2 separate regions of the Homo sapiens genome follow, and region 1 is linked to region 2. The links are chromatin contacts, found by Hi-C in ENCODE. All regions are on one chromosome and are shown on one strand. Each heading gives the region's core, a stretch centred on a gene start or an enhancer-like site at or near the end of the contact. The rest is flanking DNA. Distances are from core to core; before and after follow the strand shown. Region 1 overlaps MAOA (monoamine oxidase A). Region 2 overlaps CASK (calcium/calmodulin dependent serine protein kinase).

Evidence for each region. A loop is a pair of places that touch in the nucleus more often than their neighbours do. Pooled maps may share reads with other maps.
Region 1: a loop to region 2 is called in a map of CD8-positive, alpha-beta T cell, with 30 times the contacts of the local background. The contact joins two enhancer-like sites. A Hi-C loop is called at or near these places in 2 of 168 maps with a recorded cell type or tissue (both CD8-positive, alpha-beta T cell), 1 of 37 single-sample maps with no recorded cell type and 9 of 50 pooled maps.

The regions. Positions count from the first base shown.
Region 1 is chrX:43,745,322-43,751,800 of GRCh38, forward strand. It overlaps MAOA (monoamine oxidase A), which reads left to right. Exons shown (of 15, transcript NM_000240.4): 15 at 1-1,496. Among named protein-coding and RNA genes, the nearest start is that of MAOA, 92 kb to the left of the region's middle. Within about 2 kb of position 4,975, at least 2 of the 41 ENCODE cell types and tissues checked have a DNase peak (open chromatin) inside an H3K27ac peak, as active enhancers do.
Region 2 is chrX:41,557,868-41,561,293 of GRCh38, forward strand. It overlaps CASK (calcium/calmodulin dependent serine protein kinase), which reads right to left. Exons shown (of 27, transcript NM_001367721.1): 18 at 1,912-1,980. Among named protein-coding and RNA genes, the nearest start is that of CASK-AS1, 42 kb to the left of the region's middle. Within about 2 kb of position 2,009, at least 5 of the 41 ENCODE cell types and tissues checked have a DNase peak (open chromatin) inside an H3K27ac peak, as active enhancers do.

The DNA of each region.
Region 1 (6,479 bases), core at 3,725-6,224, 2.2 Mb after region 2:
GTGGGAGACCAACTACGACTGGCATCTTCTCTTCCCCCTGGAAGGCAGCTAGACACCAATGGATCCTTGTCAGTTGTAACATTCTATTTCAACTTCAGGAAAGCAGCAGTTTTCTTTTAATTTTTCCTATGACCATAAAATTAGACATACCTCTCAACTTACATATGTCTTCAACATGGTTACCTCTGCATAAATATTAGCAAAGCATGCCAATTTCTCTTAAGTACTGAAATACATATGATAAATTTGACTGTTATTTGTTGAGACTATCAAACAGAAAAGAAATTAGGGCTCTAATTTCCTTAAAGCAAGCTCACTTGCTTTAGTTGTTAAGTTTTATAAAAGACATGAAATTGAGTCATTTTATATATGAAAACTAAGTTCTCTATCTTAGGAGTAATGTCGGCCCACAAGGGTGCCCACCTCTTGTTTTCCCCTTTTAAAAACTCAGATTTTTAAAAGCCCTTTCCAAAGGTTTCAACTGTAAAATACTTCTTTTTACAATGTATCAACATATTTTTATTTAAGGGGAATTAACAATTGCCAGGGAAACCAGCCAACCCAAGTTTATTATATCATTAACCTTATCATAAATTCAAACCTAAGTTGCTGGACCCTGGTGTGAGGACATAAATCTTCCAAAGTTTTGCCTATCCTAAGAGCTGCATTTTTCTACTGCTCTTTACCTTGCATTTTAGCTAATTTAGGAGTTTTGAGAATGTATTGGATACGCTCCAGTACATAAGGAGTTGCCGCATATTATATCAGACTGCTTTGAGAAATCTCATCCCTAGTCTATTGCAGTTGTTTCTATTAGCTTACTGATTAACTCAGTCCTGACACACCTTTTGGGAAATGCTGATTTAAACTTCTTAACTGGCAACAGTTGGAACAGTAATCAGTTTGCTAACATATTTAAAGTCTTGAATGTTGAAGAACTCATGTGATTTACCCTTTTCAACTTTTTGGAAAACGATTTAATTTATTCTAATTAGATTAACCCTATTAATCTATGGATTGGGTATCAAAATGAATGCCAGTCCAGATGTGCCTAGACACGAAATTGGAGCTGAGGACTCTCACGATATGCAAGTTCATCCAACGTGAAGATACCATAAGCTTTTTCTCTGAACCAGAGAAATGAAAGTCAGTTTAAGAGGCTGATAGATCTTGGCCCTGTTAAGGCATCCACTTCACAGTTCTGAAGGCTGAGTCAGCCCCACTCCACAGTTAGGCCAAGAATTAGATTTTAAAACTTCATCTGTCTGTCCCAGTTAACTGTTAAATAAGGCCTCATCCTCCACTGAAGAGTATGGATTGAAGGATTGTGAACTATGTTTAGTGTGATTGTGAACTTGGTGCCTAATGTTCCATGTCTGAAGTTTGCCCCAGTGCTACACGTTGGAGTATACCTATGTGTGTGCTTTGCCACTGAAGTAAGATTTTGCCTGTATGGTACTGTTTTGTTTGTTAATAAAGTGCACTGCCACCCCCAATGCAGACTCGACTCCTGTATTTAGTTGATGGCTCTATGCAGAAAGTTCAATGGCTTCTTATAGCAGGAGGTCACAATGAGGCATTGTCCATGGAGGATAGGCTTAGGAAATTGTTTAATACCGACTGCAAATTCTCAAAGTTGAGTTTGACTCTCATGTGTTATTGAGGTTTTCTGGGAACTGATTAAACACTGAAATACTGTAGCCTGCCTAACTGGGCCACAGATGTGGATTCTGGTCCAAGTTTTCTCACCTAGTAGCTTATGATAACTTGAGCAAGTCACTTTGGTTCTCTCGGTCTCCACATCTGGAAAAGGTTGGGTTGCATTAGATGACTTCTGAGCATTCTTTTCACGGCAGCATAATGTGATCTATGCATTTTGTTGCCAGCACTGTAACTGTTTTTGCCTATTGGTATGCCAGGGGCAAAAAAATCAGTCTTTCTGTACCCTGGTTTACTCCTTGTCCTAGATTGGGTTCCCTGGAAACAGACTCTAAGATACAGAGTCAGGGCAAAAAGTTTATTGAAGACAATCCTCAGGAAATACACCTAAGAGGGTGAGGAAGGTAGGATTGGGCAGGAGAGTCGACCTACAATGCAGTTGCAACTACAGGTTCTAATGAGGAGCTAGGAAGACCCTTCAGAAGTATCCCTCATTGAGACAAGGAGGTCTGGACTCTGTGACCCTTCATCAGCCTCCCCCTGAGAGAGGGTGTTACCTTGAGTAAGGCAGGTTCAAGGACAATTTCTAGTGAGGAACTGTAGCTGGGATCTTCGACCAGCCTGTATTCCCTGCAGATCCAGGGTGGAGCACTGCATTATCTACTTTATTCTCATAGAAAGTTGCCTTGTCATGTAAAAGACATTGTGGACTTGAGCTTTGGCTTTATAGATAGAATGGAGCTCTCGCTGTGAACCTATCCCTGTTAGGTAAGGGAACTTCCTTTAGAGGGTTGTATTTCTGCACTATTCTTTACATGGAAGAAAAAAAAATCAGAATTGGAAGGAACCCTGGAAATAATTCAATCTCTGTCTCAATGAATGAGCCCCATCTACAGAAAACTAACAGAAAGATCAAAGGGAAAAATAAGCATTTCTAAAGAGGAGTCCTAAATTCAATGTCTTCAGGAGTTGGGCAGCTAAAAACGAACAGCAGCAGACATAAGACATTTGGGAATACTGAGGACTGGCTGACCTAGGAAGTATGTGCCCTTCTAAAGAGCATTTATATTCAAATTCCTTGAAAAGATTGCTGATCAATTAAAACACATTTGGGGTGGGTGCAGTGGCTCACACCTCTAATCCCAGCACTTTGGGAGGCCGAGGCAGGTGGATTATTTGAGGTAAGGAGTTCAAGACCAGCCTGACCAACATGGTGAAATCCTGTCTCTACTAAAAATACAAAAATTAGCCCAGCGTGGTGGTGCATGCCTGTAATCCCAACTACTTGGGAGGCTGAGACAGGAGAATCACTTGAACCTGGGAGGCAGAGGTTGCAGTGAGCCGAGATCGCGCCATTGCACTCCAGCCTGGATGACAAGAGCAAAACTCTGTCTCAAAAAATAAAAGGCCGGGCACGGTGGCTCACGCCTGTAATCCCAGCACTTTGGGAGGCCAAGGCGGGCGGATCACGAGGTCAAGAGATCGAGACCATCCTGGCCAACATGGTGAAACCCCGTCTCTACTAAAAATACAAAAATTAGCTGGGCGTGGTGGCAAGTGCCTGTAGTCCCAGCTATTCAGGAAGCTGAGGCAGGAGAATCGCTTGAACTAGGGAGGCGGAGGTTGCAGTGAGCCAAGATCGTGCCACTGCACTCCAGCCCTGGTGACGGAGTGAGACTCTGTCTCAAAAAAAATAAAAAAATAAAAATAAATAAAATAAATAAAAATAAAATAAAATAAAAAATAAAACACATTTGAAGGCTTGGTTCACATGTCCAAGTTGTCTTCAAGTCCTTGATAAAGAAGTGCAAGGTTTGGTTTTGCATCACTTAAATGATGTATTTTCCATCACTTACAAGTTCTTTTTGGATGTCTGATTTTCTGAGAAATAAGCACAAAGATCAGCAACCACTTTGTAAAACTACCTGGAGTGAGTAGGAGAGGCCTGGGTTGGAATGGCAAAAAAGAAAAACAAAGACAGAAAAAAGTCTTCTTAGACCAGAAATCTCCCTTAAGAAATTACCCTTCCCCAGCCCAGCATACCGTGGCAGTGTTTATCTCCTGCTATGTGAATGTCACGATTGACGAGAGCAGTGTCAGACTTTATTGGAAAAACCACATATTTGCAGTGAGATAGAAATCACCGCTCTTCTATTAACATTTATTCTGTGCTATGATATAATTTCAGCAAACAGGACATCAACATTGAGTGTATTAATTTTTTCAAACTATACTCCTTGCTTTACACTGAGGTGGTGGTAAATGTGCAAGGCATGCCCCTTAGCCTAAGGAAGCTGACTGAGACATTAGAGGAAGAGGATGAAAACAAAGGAAGGTACTAGGTAATAGTAACAGTTCTCTTTCCTCTATCAGAGCCCAGGGCTTGGCTCTCTTCCTTGATCAAGGCCATTCTTTTCAGAGTTTGAAGGCAAAAGCAGGTCTCAAAGTGACAGTAGATGTGAACTGGTTGTCTCAGCCTGGAGCCAAGTTTCTGAAAAGCAGCTTTGGAAGCCTCATGTGAAAAAGCTGGCTTGAGGAAACTTGCCATTCATTCAAGGTGGGCTGTGGGCCCTTCAAGTAAGACCTCCCCTTAATGCACGTGTGATCCATCAAAGGCTACTATTTATTTACACTCCAAACAGTAACACCTCAATGGGAACCAGGTTTTCCTATTAATGGGCCTCATATATTTTCCACAAACCACCGAGGTCTATGGGTGAAATAGAGTGGAGGAAAGAGGTGTGGGTGTGTGCTGGGGGATGGGGAGGTAGGGACAGGGAAAGAGACGAAGATTGGCGGGGGTGGGGTGCTTAAAGGTCCACAGAGTAGTGCAGTAATGAGAATCTTGATGGATTGATATAGGGCACCCCTGCACCTTGTGTCATTTACTTTTTACATGCCCCTAGATAAGTACTGTGGCTTGAAGTACCTGTCTTACAGAATTGATGGGAAAACAGAGATAATGCAGGTAACGGCTTAATGCAGCAAGCACTCAGTAGGCATCAGCTCTTCTCCATCAACCTTTTAGAATAGCAGAAAGGAAGCACTGCTTAAGTTTTGCGAGCAGTTATTACCTTGAATTTCTTACAATCATTCAACACCTACTTATTGAGCACCTACTATGTGGTAGGTAGGCACCATGCTGTGATTCAGCAGTGTACAAGACACAGCCCACCTCATGGAGCACACAGTTGATTGTAGATACTGTGGAACACATTAATTGTGGCTCTGGTCAGTGCTATTACAGAAAAGCATGAGGTGCTAGGAATGCAGGGGAAGCACGATTTAAGAGGAAGTTACCAGAATCCTCAGGCCTCCATAAGCATCACTGTGTGGCAAGAGACTAAGGACACCACATAGTGAGACAGGAAGTAAAAAATAGAAATGGCATGACTAAATGGTAAAGAAAACCACATCTGCAACTAATAAGTGCTGACTGTTAAGTCCTATTTGTCCCATTGACCGTAGTTCACCCCATCAGTCTTTTACTGTTCCCCTGTCTGCCCAGCCCTTCTCTGCACTTGGAGCTCTTTAACGACTGTGATTGACTATCTTCCAGCACCTGTGCTAGGGGGCGGCCCCAATTTGTTTTAAAAGAGTGCCATCTTCTGGCCAATTAGTGTTGTTTCCTTCTAGTGGAAATCCTAAAGTATTCAAGACAGCCTCGCTCTTGGGGAAACTAAGAAGCGTCACCTCCACCCAGAATTTCCTCCAACACATTTGCCTGCACTCTCTTACTTTGTTTTCAGTTGTGACATGGATCAATATTGATATCTAATATTTGCAGCCTTTCCTCTGCCCTAATCTCTCAGGAAGGTTTTTTGTTAGAACTTCTTGGTTTTTCAGCCTCTGTTGTGTGCATCTGGGTAATGGGTGAAAAGAACATCGATGGGAGATGAGACAGGTGGAATTGCTTTCACCTTAGAAAGGGCAGGGAAGTAATCTGGGGAAAGCAGGAGAAGGGAGCTGGGGAGAGGAGAAAGTTTCAGAAAGGCAACTTGGGGCTGTGGAGGAGTGCAGCTGGACAGAAGAAGGGGTTTTCTCTTTCGATTTTATTTTAAGTTCTGGGATACATGTGCAGAACATGAAGGTTTGTTGCATAGATATACATGTGCCATGGTGGTTTGCTGCACCTATCAACCCGTCATCTAGGTCTTAAGCCCTGCATGCATTAGGTATTTGTCCTAATGCTCTCCGTCCTCTTGCCCCCTCAGGCCCTGGTGTGTGATGTTCCTCTCCCTGTGTCCATGTGTTCTCATTGTTCAACTCCCACTTATGAGTGAGAACATGCAGTGTTTGGTTTTCTGTTCCTGCGTTAGTTTGCTGAGAATGATGGGAGAAGAAGGGGCTTTCAAAAGCTGTTTTGACAACCTAAGGAGATGGAAGGAAAGAAGGAAAGAAGGAAGGAAGGAAGCTTCCTAAGTTTGGCTAGGAGTTTTGTGGTATAGTAAATATTTACATTACTTTTAAGATTTGGGCGTCAAAATTGTGTTTCTTTTAGGCACTGTATAGTGCTTGGACCACCTTAGAGGTCCTCAGAGCACCCTAGATTATTTGGGGCTGTACAAATTCAGAAAACATACACCTAATAGTGGCTGGCATCTGGAATGGTACATAAGTGTCCCGTGGGTTCACTATATGGGATTTCAGTGGAACTAAACCTTGGCAACTCTGTCTTCAGCAAGATCAACATCTAAGCTGGTAAACTGTGTACCCCATGCCAGACATACACTAAATATGTAATACATCTGGCAGTGAATTAGGTTTACATTAAGAAAATGAGCAAAGGAGGTCTGTTTGCCTGGTGTCGTGTATTCATC
Region 2 (3,426 bases), core at 759-3,258:
AGAGGAAGGAAATAAGTACTTTTTAATTTTTGCTTCTGTAGAGTTCTTTTAAGCCTTAGAAATGTGCATGTCTTTTTAAAAGACATTTTTTTTCCCCAGATGACTTAAGAGCATTTCTAGAACCTGTCAGCCTTAAAGGTAATGAGATCCCTTAGAAGAGCATTCTCATATGTTAGTGAGCAAGACTGATCTCCAGGTGCCACCCGCAGAGACTCAAGTCAGTAGAGCCAGGGTGAGGGGCAGGGGTCTACTCTTTAACCAAGGACCTGGGGGATGCAGATGCAGGTGGCCAGAGAGCCTTCTTTTTTTTTTTTTGAAGTATTGCCCTAGCTGGGAAGAGTCCAACCACAAGCTTGAATTCTGCCAGGGAACAGGAGGGCCAAAAAGGCTGGAGGTGGAGCTAGGAGAGAAGTATCATTATTTTTTCTACTATTCAAAGGCAAAGAAGGTAAGAGGGGTTCTTCTTACTCAAGAACATAGAATTTACATCTATGATACTGGTTCCACCCCAAACTAGTTCGACCATTTAAAAAAAAAAAGAGAAACTTATGTTGTATTAATAACTAACAGTACCTTCTGGTTAGTTAGCCAAAAAGACAAAAGTCAATTGTATTTACTAAATTTCTTCAACAGATGAGAAATGATATAAGGACATCTGTAACTCTGGAATATTAAAATTATTTACATAGAATGTTAAGTGTGACATTCTTTGTTTCCCAGCAAAGTTTGTGTTCTAGGTAACAAATTTCAATACTCTGAATCCTGGAACAGAAGCAATTCTGCATTTTCTTTTGAAATATACTATTAATTGAAGTTCCATAAAAAGCCACCAAGAGGAGCTCAAGACCCGTTACAACGGACACCTCAATTGCCATGGCTCACCAAAAATATACTTGACAAAACTATACATTTTAATATGTATCTTCAATAGGCTTTTAAAAAATATGAAGCCTCTGATTTTTCTTATGAAATTTACACCATCACTAGAGACTAGAAGTATTACAATTCTCTCTCAGGTTCTCCTAAGTACAAATCCAATAAGTTACCTGTCAGTCTTAAAAATAAACTTTAGGAAGTGTGTACTTCATATTGATGCACATACTCTCGGAAGATGCACATGAAAGAACAAGCTTCAATAAATAACACTCGAGCTGAACGTGCAATGACCAAAGGATGATATCATTTATGCCCATTTATATTTCCAATACAAAAAGAATAGATTTTTGAATCTCATTTAACAACCAACACAAAACTGAATAATATAGGTTGGAAGAACTATAATTTCTACAGGATAAGCCTATTTTAAGAAAGAAACTTTGGGGCTGTATTACTCTAGAAAACTTACTTGTTTACAGATCACATACCATTCTAAATTTAAACAGTTTTACAAAAGGTTGCAAAAGCCTATTTCCCTCTAGTGAAGTCAATTATCAATTCATTGCAGACTTAACTTCCATCTAGAGACCTGTCACAATTGTATGAACAACTGTATCTCAACAGAAATAGATCACTTCTCAGATCCTTAGAAAGAAGAACTATCTATGTGATTTCTTAACAAGGGAAGTGAATGAACTTCCTGGAAATATTACTGCAATTATGGCCTTTAGTTTTTTTCCCTCAGACACTCCGTTTTTTCCTTATTAAGCCTTATGTCATCATTTGTAACTTCTCTACATTTTGCTCAGATTTCAGCCTGCAAAAAGTTCAAAGTGCTGAGGAGATCCACATGGAAGCAGGGCTGAGTAGGTGGATGGGACCTACTCTGTTCCGTTATCTTTGTTGTAAAATTGGTGTGCAGTGATCTAACAGCACAGGCAGAAACAATTTCCCAGAAAGCAAAAACATACAGCCATCAGCAGACAGTTAGTTAAGAACTCAGAGCAGATGGGGGTGGTTTGTTAGAGTCATTACCTCACAGGACGAAGACTGAGTGCGGTAACTTGGCACAATCTTGAAGGTAATACTCCCCCGCATTTCCCTCTGGAGGGGGGGTGGTGGGAAAGAAAGAAAAGTTTTCTTACAAACAATTGTTCACAAAACCATGTAAGAAGCCACTCAAAACACATGGGGGCAATTAGCACAAGCCATCTGAGAGCACATAGCCGGAAAATGAAATGTAGTCATGAAGCAGGGACTGCTCGAGTTAACAGTAGAGTAAGTTCCTGGGAAAAGCCCAGCAGCCAATTGCCTTTTGCTCATACAGCAATGGTCTCACAGATCTTCAATGGTCACCTTTTTATAGATGTGAATACAAAACTTTCTAAGTGACATGCCTTTCAAAAGTGAATATACATTGAATTAGACAATAGACTAGGTAATTACATAAAAATTACATTGAGTATGCCACATTATAATGGTGTACCCCATAGAATATGCTTTTTACTTTTAAAAATTTTTTATTTATTTATTTTTTTGAGACAGAGTCTCGCTCTGTCATCCAGGCTGCAGTGCAGTGGCACCATCTCGGCTCACTGCAAACTCTGCCTTCCAGGTTCCAGTGATTCTCCTGCCTCAGCCTCCCGGGTAGCTGGGATTATAGGCACGCGCCACCATGCCTTGCTAATGTTTGTATTTTTAGTAGAGACGGGGTTTCACCATGTTGGCCAGGCTGGTCTCAAACTCCCGACTTCAGGTGATTCACCCACCTTGGCCTCCCAAAGTGCTGGGATTACAGGCATGAGCCACCGCACCCAGCCACTTTTTGCTTATTAATTTTGGCTTTTTTTTAAAAAAAAATTTTGGGCTGGGAGTGGTGGCTCACACCTGTCATCCCGGTACTTTGGGAGGCCAAGGCTGGTGGATCACCTGAGGTCGGGAGTTCGAGACCAGCCTGGCCAACATGGAGAAACCCCGTCTCTACTAAAAATGCAAACATTAGCAGGGTGTGGTAGCGCATGCCTGTAATCCCAGCTACTTGGGAGGCTGAGGCAGGAGAATCCCTTGAACTCGGGGGGCAGAGGTTGCAGTGAGCTGAGATCACGCCATTGCACTCCAGCCTGGGCAACAAGAGCAAAACTCCGTCTCAAAAAAAAGAAAAAAAAATGTTTGGTGAGTCTGTGAAGCTTATTTCATACTTAATAGGTATTCATAACCTGGGTGCTACTACACTGCAGTGGGAAAAGGGATCAGAGGCCCCAAACACCTCTGTCTGCTTGCTATGACAATGAACATAGGCAAAGGCTGTCATTTTGCCTTTTTAAAAAATCCAAAGCCTAATTTGAATACAGATTTTGGATATGTATGGTCAAAAATGGCCTGGTCTACCGTGGCTTTCCTCCCTTCTATGCTGTAGAGAAATCCACGACAGCTGGCTATGACTCAGCTCAACAGGAAAGAGGTTTCTGACACTGCTGATGTCAGGAGAGTTGAGGTCAGTGAGAAACTAGTTCACATGTACAAACACTGAAAAGGTTTTCTTTAATCATC